Linked DNA regions of Homo sapiens: region 1 is linked to region 2. A link is an interaction called in ENCODE POLR2A ChIA-PET data of the cell type or tissue named here. Cell type or tissue: PC-3. All regions are shown on one strand. Each heading gives the region's core, and the rest is flanking DNA. Links, peaks and the distances in the headings are about the cores only.

Region 1 (5,020 bases), core at 1,591-4,090, 530 kb before region 2:
TCTTTATATACTGTCTGTGGCTGCTTTTGTGCTACAGTCACAGTTTAGTATTCATGACAGAGAATAGGTGGCTTGCAAAGCCTAAAATATTTACTATCCAGCCCTTGACATTAAAAAGTTTGCCAACATCTATGCCACATCACCCTCCAGGTTTAAACCTAATTACCACCCATGACAGAGTTGATACCACACCCATCGTCCACAAGGAAGTTAAGACGCTTGTACTGTATATGATTAGAATGCATCAAAGCCAGGATTCAAAAACAGGTTTCTATGAACTTAGGAGCCCTGTCATTATGCCAATAAGATACACTGACTTTCTCCTTTTCTATTACAATTGTTCCTTTCTTGGTGTGTATAATACACACTAATACTTCAGGAGGGTAAGCACTGTGGCTTACCCCTTTGCAGCCATCAGAGACTCTAGAACAGACCTAAGGAATCTATATTTGCTTAGCAAATTCATAAATAAATGGTCCTAAAAGTTTCATTTAATTATGTCCTCCCAGCCACATTCCCCTCTCATTATAAACAAATGTTTCTAATACTCAATAAAATTTTATATCAGCACAAGATTAATTCCTTTATTTTCTGTGAATTTCAATTCATGAGGGAAAAATCAGGCATATGATGTAGCAACATTTTTGTCAAAGTTTTGATACATTTACGTCAAACAACTTCCCTAAAGATAAATTTTAAAAGTTATTATTTGAAGATGAGTCAGGTGAACCGCAACCTGCTCGCCCACTGCTGCCAGACAGTGACACCTGCTGGAAGAGTCGGAGTCGCAAAAGCAGCAGGAGGGGCTCCCTGAGAGAAGGGGCTCCCGAGGGTAGCAACCTGGCCCACGTACACTCAGTAGCAACCTTCTTTTGTTGTTGAAGTTTGCCTGTTTTTGTTTTTCACATATGTTTAGAAATATTGCTCTGAAAGCCAGATAAACAATGGCAACCTAGGGAAAAAATTTTTTTAAAGAATGTGAATACAATTATATATATATATTTTAAAGATAAAATCATCATTAAAAACATAATGGGGCAGAGTTTAATGTTTAACTTTAGGAAGTAAACCAAAATACTGTGTCACGTGCGTGTCATTCAAAATAATATTAGCACTGCTTTAAGTATAAATCCTAAAGCCTATTATGGTTTCATATTCTACACATGGAAGTGTTTCTTAAAAAGAGTAATAATGTGTTCTATAAAAATCCCGATGATAATATATTCTACAGGTTTCATTTGGAAAAAAAGCTTTGCTAGTAATTTTTAAAAATGCACCTAAATTATTTTTAAGAGTAAATGTGATATAGGTTTTAAAACCTGTGATCAAACATCATCTTTACTGTAAGTACTTAAACTCCAACAAGAATAATGCTTCTCACTGCACTTCGTCATATTAAACGGTTCTCCTAGCTGGCGGCTGAGGGTACACATTAACATTCCGTGCACTGAAGTCCAGCATTTGTTGACGAAAACATTCTTCGGATCAAAGGATGAAAAGCAAATTGCTGGCGGCTTGAATTTTGACACAAAAGGTGAAAACTAAAATGTAGTCACTAATACCCCAAGAACAGGAGAACAAAATTCCCGAGGCTATATCATGTTTTATGGCAAGAAAACAAGGGAATGTGCAGTGGAGCAGAGGGATTAGGCTTCCCATGAGCATTTCTTATCATTGCAGCTCAAGTTGCTAGTTTTAAACTAAATAGAAACTTCTTTTAAATGCCGAATGTCCACATTTTAATGGCTGGCTTATAAAAATGTATAATTCCTCCTGCTTCATTAAACGCAAACGTTTCCCAACATCCCCTAATTTATTCCATTGAGAATTAGAACATGAATTCCATCTGCTAAAAGATAAGACAGGTACCGCGCAGCCTGCTGTTGCTAAGGGTGGTAAAGAATTCAGAAGGGGTCTGTGGCCTTTCATCACATCATTTTCACATCACCCTTTAATGAACACTCTTTATCAACCAGGGACCAGGCACAATATGATGGTGAATGATAACCTGGGTATGGTGTGGTTGGCAGAGTAGAGAACAGGTCTAGGATCCTTAAAAGGAAAAGACTGAAGATAATGCTTGGAAAACACTGACATTAATTAGAAAGAAATATGGAGAAAACCTTTAGTGAAAAACAAAACAATGCACATGTAAGGGAGCAACTCAGCACAAACACAGCATAAGACCTGGGCTTTTTCCAGAACGCTATGAGCTGACGGAGATATTACCAAGTGGTAATGATGTTTAAAAAATAAGTACTATACTGGGGTGCTTTGTAGTAACACTGACTGCCTCTTAAGTGTTTAGTACATTTTGTTTAATGAATGAAAGCTCAGAGACGTTTCCTGGTGATGATTATGTTTATGCTACAGAAAAGATCAGTTAAATGACTAAGCCCCCAAATGTGTCCTATAAACCTAAAAACACAATCCTTAGGTTTCTGGCTACTGTTCTGCAAACTCTGGCAGGGGTTGTGACTTTTTAGATTTACAATCAGGTCTCCCAAATTTTGTCCTTTTTAAAAAAAGGTTTACCCCATTTTCCATGTCAGAGATCATCAAGACTCAAACATATAAGGCATGTTCTTAAATATCCTATTAGTATCAAGTATACATCACTTTCAGAAAAGCATGCTGAGTCTAATATTCCCTCTTCACATGCGGCAGGACCCCACTACTGATGTCACTACCACCCTGTTGTTAGGAAACAGGAAGTGTACCTACCAAAACAGAGAAGACAATTTTCATACTGATCAAGACTTGATGTTTCATAGTACTGGTTCCTGAAAAGACACGTGGCTCCTGATGTGGGACATTTTTCTTTCAGCACTATATTATCTAATAGTCATCTATAATCTGTTAGCATGATGAAACGACATACTTCGACTGTGTTTGGGAGAACCCAGGAAATAAAAGAGTTTCCTGGGTTATTTTGGATTTTCAGTTTTCATATAGCTAGACCAGACATCCTTCGATAACTGCAGGTGTGAAGACATAATGAAAGGTGTCTGAAAAGCCACCAAAATCACTGTTTGGAATAAAAGAGGCTGACTTTGATAACTGTTGTGGAAACTTACTGCTGGCAAAACCAGAGGATTGTCCTGAATTTCTACTGTTGACACACAGCAAATGAAATCCCGGTGTGGTTTCTAGCAGTCTGTTTGTGTAACATGACTAATATTCGAATTATGTTAGATTAAGAAGATGAGAGATGATATCAAGACCCCATGATACCACAAAAGGTTGTTCACCATTAAAAGGAAAAGACAGCAAGTTTGTGTGTTAAAATATCCCACTTTACACGATACAATGTTTTCACTTATCCTCACTGACTGGGCTAAGAAAATGGAGAATACACTGTCAGGCAGGACTCTCAAGAATGGCAGAGGCTTTACATAGTGGCTCACTTCTCAAAAGAGCTGCTGCCAAGAGCCTGCTCCCCAAGAGGGGCAGGTATCCCCTATGATGAGGGAGGTGGAGACGCATCGGGGTGTGAAGAGGATGCAGGGGGGAACCAGGCACATGAGCTCACTCGACAGTGACCAGCCCCCAGGTCTCCCTAGCTTTGTTCTGCTGGGCTGTCCACTTCAAAACTTGAAACTGTAGCACCAGAAACATTTTATTCTCCTTCATCATGTTTTAAGTCAGCCACTTCTTCTACTCCTACTGTATGTCTAATATAGTAATCATTTGCATTTTTCTTTGGAAAATAAAATTGTTAGTAAAATGAAACACTTCATAACACACTGCTCTCTTTATAACATTCTTATAGAGTTGATTGGGGCAAGGTTTTAAAACATATACAGAAGCGTTAAAGTAGGACAAGTACAGGCCTCATCTTTTACCAGAGGCTATTCTGTGGTGAAAGTTCTACACCACAGTGATCCTGGGCCAGAGCAGAAACTAATTCCAGGGGAAATAATGCTTCCTAGTTTAATAAATTGATAGCGCTATTTCCAAATTAGTCATTATACATTTATACATAGACATAAAAAACGGGATATCACAAGGGAAAATCATTTCAGACTTTCCATCCAAACTGTTAAACTCCATCTGGTGGAGAATGAGAGAGGCTGAAGTCCTGAGGTACTTCTTTTATAAAACACTCATCCACCCAGAAAAAAGGCTTTGGCTCTGTGGGAGTATTAGTATTATTGTTGCTGAATGGGATCATCCACTTAATGAAACATGCTTCTTTCTGTCATTACTGTCTAAATTCCCACTACAAAATAAAACAGCAGCAACAGCAAAAAACAAACAAACAAACAACAAACCTCAACAATGAAAATTCAAGGGTCACAGATTAAAAGCCCTATAATCTTTTGTCTCCAGAACATTTGAGAACATAACCCAGGATAAAAGTCAGATATATGTGGTCCTAAAGGGGCAATAGCTTTAAACAACTTCGGTTCAGACTTTTGTAATCAAAGAAACACTGTATGTGTCACTATTTAGAAAAATTAAAATACTCAAGAATCCTATCTAAAAAATAATAGTTTTCAAGTGTCAGAACATGAAGAAATGGGTATAAACTGACATGACAGGGGTGTTCATTGTATCCAAGCCCAGTGAATAGAGTTTAAACCTGAAATGGCAGTTCTCATGCTGAAACTCCCCTGCACAGCATCTATTACCTGTCCCCCAGCCTGCTTCCCAGCCTTGGGCCCTGTGGAACTCTCTTGTTTTTCTGTCCCATTCACACTCTTATACCCTATTCCTCTTCCCCAACCTGTGTGTCTTCGGTCAAGCAACTCCTTGGTCTAGAATGTTTGCCCTTCCTTTCCCTCCTCACCAACAGCCTTCCAAATGCAGCAGTGTAGGGATAAATAAATTCCTTCCCTTCCTTCTGGGACCACTTTGGCCATCACCGGTCTTTCCCTGATTCCAGCCTTGGGAAGTGAACCTTGCCAAATTTGGGCTCATGCCACATCATAGTAATCAGCCAGGAGCTCCTGGGCGATAGTAATTGTGCACACATTGAATAGGTGCCGAAGTGATACATAAAAAAAAAAAATCATTC
Region 2 (5,020 bases), core at 1,566-4,065:
ATATATATTATACTTTACAGATATACTTTATATATACATATTTTTATATACATAAATACTTCAAATATATGTATATATAAAGTATATACTTTAAATATATAAATACATAAAAAGTGTGTGTGTACATATACGTATGTATATAAAGTGTATATATATATAAACTGTATGTGTACACACACACACACATACACACACTTATGTTAAAAGTTCAGAGTAATGACACTGTGAGTGGATGAAGAAAGCTAAGTAAGTGATTTTCCAAACAGATACTGAAGAGGAATTAGAAAACAAATGACCTCAACTGAATTATGGCCTCATTTTTGAGGAATGAACTGTAGGCCCTGAATTGTAGTGTTCAGGAATGAAAGCTCCGGCTTAGAGTGCATAAGGAATTCTGTGAAACCACTGGAAACCATTTGGTAAGAAATAACCCCTCCTGGCAGCAGGACTCAGGCTCTTTCATGACCTCACCGGGAGTGTAGCGTGAGTTCCTGTGATCCCAACTGGCCCTACCCACCGTGTTTGAGCCACATTTGTAAACTCCAGAAGGACATGGGGCATCTGAGGGTACCCTGCAGCTTTCATGAGGCTTGAGCTGTGGAGAAAAATGATGACAGCAGAAATGAGAGCCAGGGGAGCTGGCCATCCGGCCAACACCCTGCACTCTGTGGGGCTCATGTTGACTCACTTTGCAAAAGGCCCTCTGCACCCATCTCTTTTTTTTTTTTTTTTTTTTTTTTTTTTTTTTTTTTTTTTTTTGAGACGGAGTCTCGCTCTGTCGCCCAGGCTGGAGTGCAGTGGCGCGATCTCGGCTCACTGCAAGCTCCGCCTCCTGTGCACCCATCTCTTTAAGAAAAATGCTTCTCAGATCGAGCTGCCAATAGACTTAAAATGGAAGGCCTTTCAAAGGGCTCCTTCTAATTTTTGTTTTCATTGTCCTAGCTTAGGAAGTATGTAGAAAAACAATCATTAAGGATGATCTCCCTGGTGTGTTTGTGTGTGTGTGTGTGTGTGTGTATATAATGCAAATATAAGCATAGTATTTTTGGTGGGATACCCGTGAAATTGGTTAACAGTGGATAATTTTGAAGGTAGGATTAGAAAAGTTGCAAGAGGACCTAAACTTATTTATTCATGTGTTTTTAAGTGGAGATATTAAGCATGTTTTTTTCTTTTATGTGAATTGTTTCAGCTATTTTTTCCCCAAATACTTTTTTTTTCTAAATAAAAGAACCTTTTCCTTTTGGCTGAAAAGAGGTAATATCACAGAGCAGAAAACAGAAAAGCTCTGATTGTACCCATTGAATTTCCAAAGTAAGTTCTTTCTTCTTACAACCAAACAGTCCTGGGCCAGTGAATGGCTAATCTACCTCCCAGATATGCAGGGTGGTATGGTTTCATTTCAGGGCTTCTCTAACTAAAATGTGCAAATGAATCACCCCAGGATCTTGTTACAAGGATCTTATTCAGGCTCCTATTCCCTGTATCTAGGGTGGGGCATTTCTAACAAGCTCCAGAGGGATGCTAATGCTGCCGGTCTATGGACCACATGGTGACACCTGTTGGACGAGGTATCCAGCATGAATACCATGCTTTCCAGTTTAGCCGTCAGAACATAGAAGCCCTGCAATTATGCGAACCTCAGGCCGGTAAGTCAGAAGCTTCCAAGGTCAGCCCAAGATCACACAGTGACCTCCAAAACCAGAGTGGATAACTGATGGGCATGGTCCTAGGCCCACTGAGGCTGGAGGCAGTTCCACTTTGAAGCCCACTAATCCCGCACTAGAATACCGAGGGAAGTGCTACCACGGGAACAAACTATCTATGTTTCCCCCTCAGATCCCTGCTTCTTTACTGTTTTTTGCTATAAATGGAAAGGTTTTCTTTGGGAGATCCCCAGGGACCTGACATGGGCTCTTGTTGCGGTTACTGCTGTTATCGCTGATATTACAGTAAGGGCTATGATGCCAATAAGCTAGATAGAATGCTTGTTCCAAATACCAGGACATTCAATTCTTTGTGATTACCCTTCAAGGAGAGTCTCTGGTATTTTGAAGCTGGCACACTTATTAAAAAATTAAATAACAGGTGGTCAGCCAGAACCCAAGGGCATTTCCCACCCTGAACTGTGCATGCCAAAACTAACCAAACAGCCTGGTTGTGTTTTCCTTTTCTATTACCGGCATGCGAACAATGCAATCGTCGTCGTTTATGCTGGAGATATGGTGTCACCCTTAACCAAGACAAAGGATCAAAACAGGCTTTGTTCTAGGACTCTCTGTTCTATGGCCAGAGAGTTCTTGTAGGATTTGTACTTGCTGATCCTTGGAGTGCAAATGGGATTTCTTTAAGTCCCCAGTAGACTTATTCCTGTAACCAAGATTTTAATAAGGACTTTTCCCCCACCCACCAATGTTGCCTGTGCCACTGCTTCTCTGCAATTTCAGCTATAAAATGGTTTTTTTTTTGTGGGGAAGGTGATTTCCTTCTTGCTGAGACTAACAGAGGGCAATCTCTACCTCCATACGTCTCTGGGCTTCTTACTAGTTTCTTAGGCCCAACCGGAGATTCCATTTCATAGAATCAGATTTTTAACAGATTTTGGAAATTATTCGGTACAGTCTCTCCAAATTGCAGATGAGAAACTCATGGCCAAGAAGAATGAAGTGTTCAAAGTCACTCAGCCAATTTGTGGCAGAACCAGAGCAAAAATTCTGTCTTCTGACCCCCAAGCCCATGCTGGGCCCACAGCACTCCAGCTGCCCTGGGATCGTGGCTGACATCAATGGGTTTCCCATCCTATACAGGAAAAGTGGCATTCCAAAACTTCCTTCAAAATGAAATCTAGCCACAGTTCGCAGACATAATCTTGTGAGTCACTCACTGAGAATCTGAATATCTAAACAGTATCTAAGTAGCTAAATATCACCAGATTACGAGCCAGAAAACCTCACTGGAACTGAGTTGGCTTTACACTTAACATTGGGTACGTACTTGGATGGTTCAGGATTTCCTGGGTCATATTTTCCTAATATATAAAATGGTGCTAGCAATAGGTCCTCACCTGCCTTGCAGGGTAATTAGGAAGATAATTTGAAAGGAAGTTTTATTTTAATAGTCATGGCATAAATGAATTTGATACCCACACACCTAGGTTTGATTCCTGCTCCGTAAATTACTGGCAGCAGGCTCTGGAAAAATCCTTTAACCACTCTAGCCAATTGTTTTCACATCTTTGAAAATGAGGCAAAGACATCCATCTCATAACTTTGTAGAGGATTAAAATGAGATGGGTATGAAATCAGGTGTATGACACAGTTTCTGGTAAGTGGTAAGCATCCACTGATGAACTGCACATTCTAGCTTCATCACTTCCTTTGTGTATCTGGTTTTCCCCAACTAGACTTCAACTTCCACACAGATTTGTTTCCTTGAAGTGAAAGGCTAACACTCAAGACATGCTTCCAGTTTACTTCCAAAGCAGAAGAAAACATGATGCTAGTCCTTAAGGAGTTCTTACTTCCTACAGAAAAACAAGATGAGCTAACATATTGAGCATTTTGCAAGCATTATCTCATTTAATTCTGATGGCATCTCTATCATGTATACTGTATTTGAAGCTCATTTTACAGTCGACAATATGTAGGCACCAAGAGATTAAGTACCTTACCCAAGACCACAAATCCACTACGTGGCAGAGCTGGCCCTCAGAACTCTTCCAGTTTTGCCCCAGGTTTGTAGACTCATCTCCTGTTCTTGCCCTAGCATTCTGATCTCTCATCATGTCTTCCAAGGTCATTTTAGCAAGGAACTCTGTTTCATGTTTCCTGATGGATTTTTTTTCTAACCACGTGTGTTCATTTGCTAGGGCTTCCATAACAAAGTACCACAGACTGCGGGGCTTAAACAATAGAAATGTGTTCTTTCACAGCCCTGGAGCCCAGAAGTTCGAGATCCAGGTGTGAGCAGGGTTGGTTTCTCCTGAGGCCTCTCTCCTTGGTTTGCAGATGGCATCTTCCCCTGTGCGCTCCTATGATCTTCCCTCTGTGCACGTCTATGTCCTCATCTCATCTTCATAGAAGGACACCAGTTATATTGAATTAGTGCCCACCCTCATGACTTTACTTTTTAACTTCATTACTTCTATAAAGTCCCTATCTCCAAATACAGTCACACTCTTGAGAGTTTGGACTCCTGAGGGTTTGGACTTCAACATATTAATTTTGAGGGACATAATTCAGCCATAACACTGTGATTTCCATCACAAATGTGTGTCTCCTCCTAAACAAATTCTGAAGTCCTAGCATCCAGAAACGATGGAGAAAGGGAGGGGAAGGGCAGGCGGCATAGCCTCTGCTGAGGAAAGTACACACATTTCTCATGAAACATTTTTCAGTGGCCCCTTCAGCTCCCTTGAATAACCTGACTACTTCATCATTCCCACACCCTCTGTATTCTCCAGTAAGCCCTTTACACAGGTTTCTCTTGTCAGGGCCACCACGTCCCCACTTTAATTCTCATCTTGGTATGCTTCTGGGGGAATCCAAAAAAAGACAATTGCTAAAATGAAATCCTAAGTAGAGGTGATGTGAGCACTAGTAGACATAAGCTACACAAATCTCCAAGATTAAGCCTAACGACCATGTGATGTGTTTCTGCCAAAATTTCTATTTATCACCAGCACAGCAAGCTCTGTATTCATGAGACCCAGTGCAAATGAAAACTGTTTAAAAGTGGGGGAAGAAACTATTGTCAAAGGTACTATAAAATAAAGCTTTTTTCCTTCCTTCTGCAGTGTCTCAATTTATCATGATGTTAAAAAAAAAAATCTGCTGTTTAGTGTTGTTCTAAGTCAAGAAAAATTAAAATTTTAAATTATTAGCATGAATTTTATGGTTCATCTTTACATTGTACAATGTCAGTTTTAAATGCAAATATGGGCCAGGTGCGATGGCCAACACCTGTAATCCCAGCACTTTGGAAAGCCGAGGCAGGTGGATCACCTGAGGTCAGGAGTTTG

Evidence for each region. ChIA-PET counts read pairs that join two places held together with the same protein. Peaks named below come from ENCODE experiments on the same cell type or tissue, not always from the same donor. Only the 100,000 strongest peaks of a DNase experiment are listed, where the experiment ranks them.
Region 1: POLR2A ChIA-PET joins it to region 2 with 5 read pairs; 1 of 35 experiments calls an interaction of 5 or more read pairs at or near these places.

The regions. Positions count from the first base shown.
Region 1 is chr6:12,146,769-12,151,788 of GRCh38, reverse strand. The region is part of intron 7 of HIVEP1 (HIVEP zinc finger 1); the gene reads right to left. Among named protein-coding and RNA genes, the nearest start is that of HIVEP1, 140 kb to the right of the region's middle. In PC-3, for the core only: a CTCF peak has its summit at 4,028 (motif pointing left); a DNase peak (open chromatin) is centred at 3,148; H3K4me3 peaks cover 1,178 bases; H3K27ac peaks cover 2,245 bases.
Region 2 is chr6:11,611,871-11,616,890 of GRCh38, reverse strand. No RefSeq gene overlaps it. Among named protein-coding and RNA genes, the nearest start is that of TMEM170B, 77 kb to the right of the region's middle. In PC-3, for the core only: no CTCF peak of the experiment used is centred there; a DNase peak (open chromatin) is centred at 2,850; H3K27ac peaks cover 1,318 bases.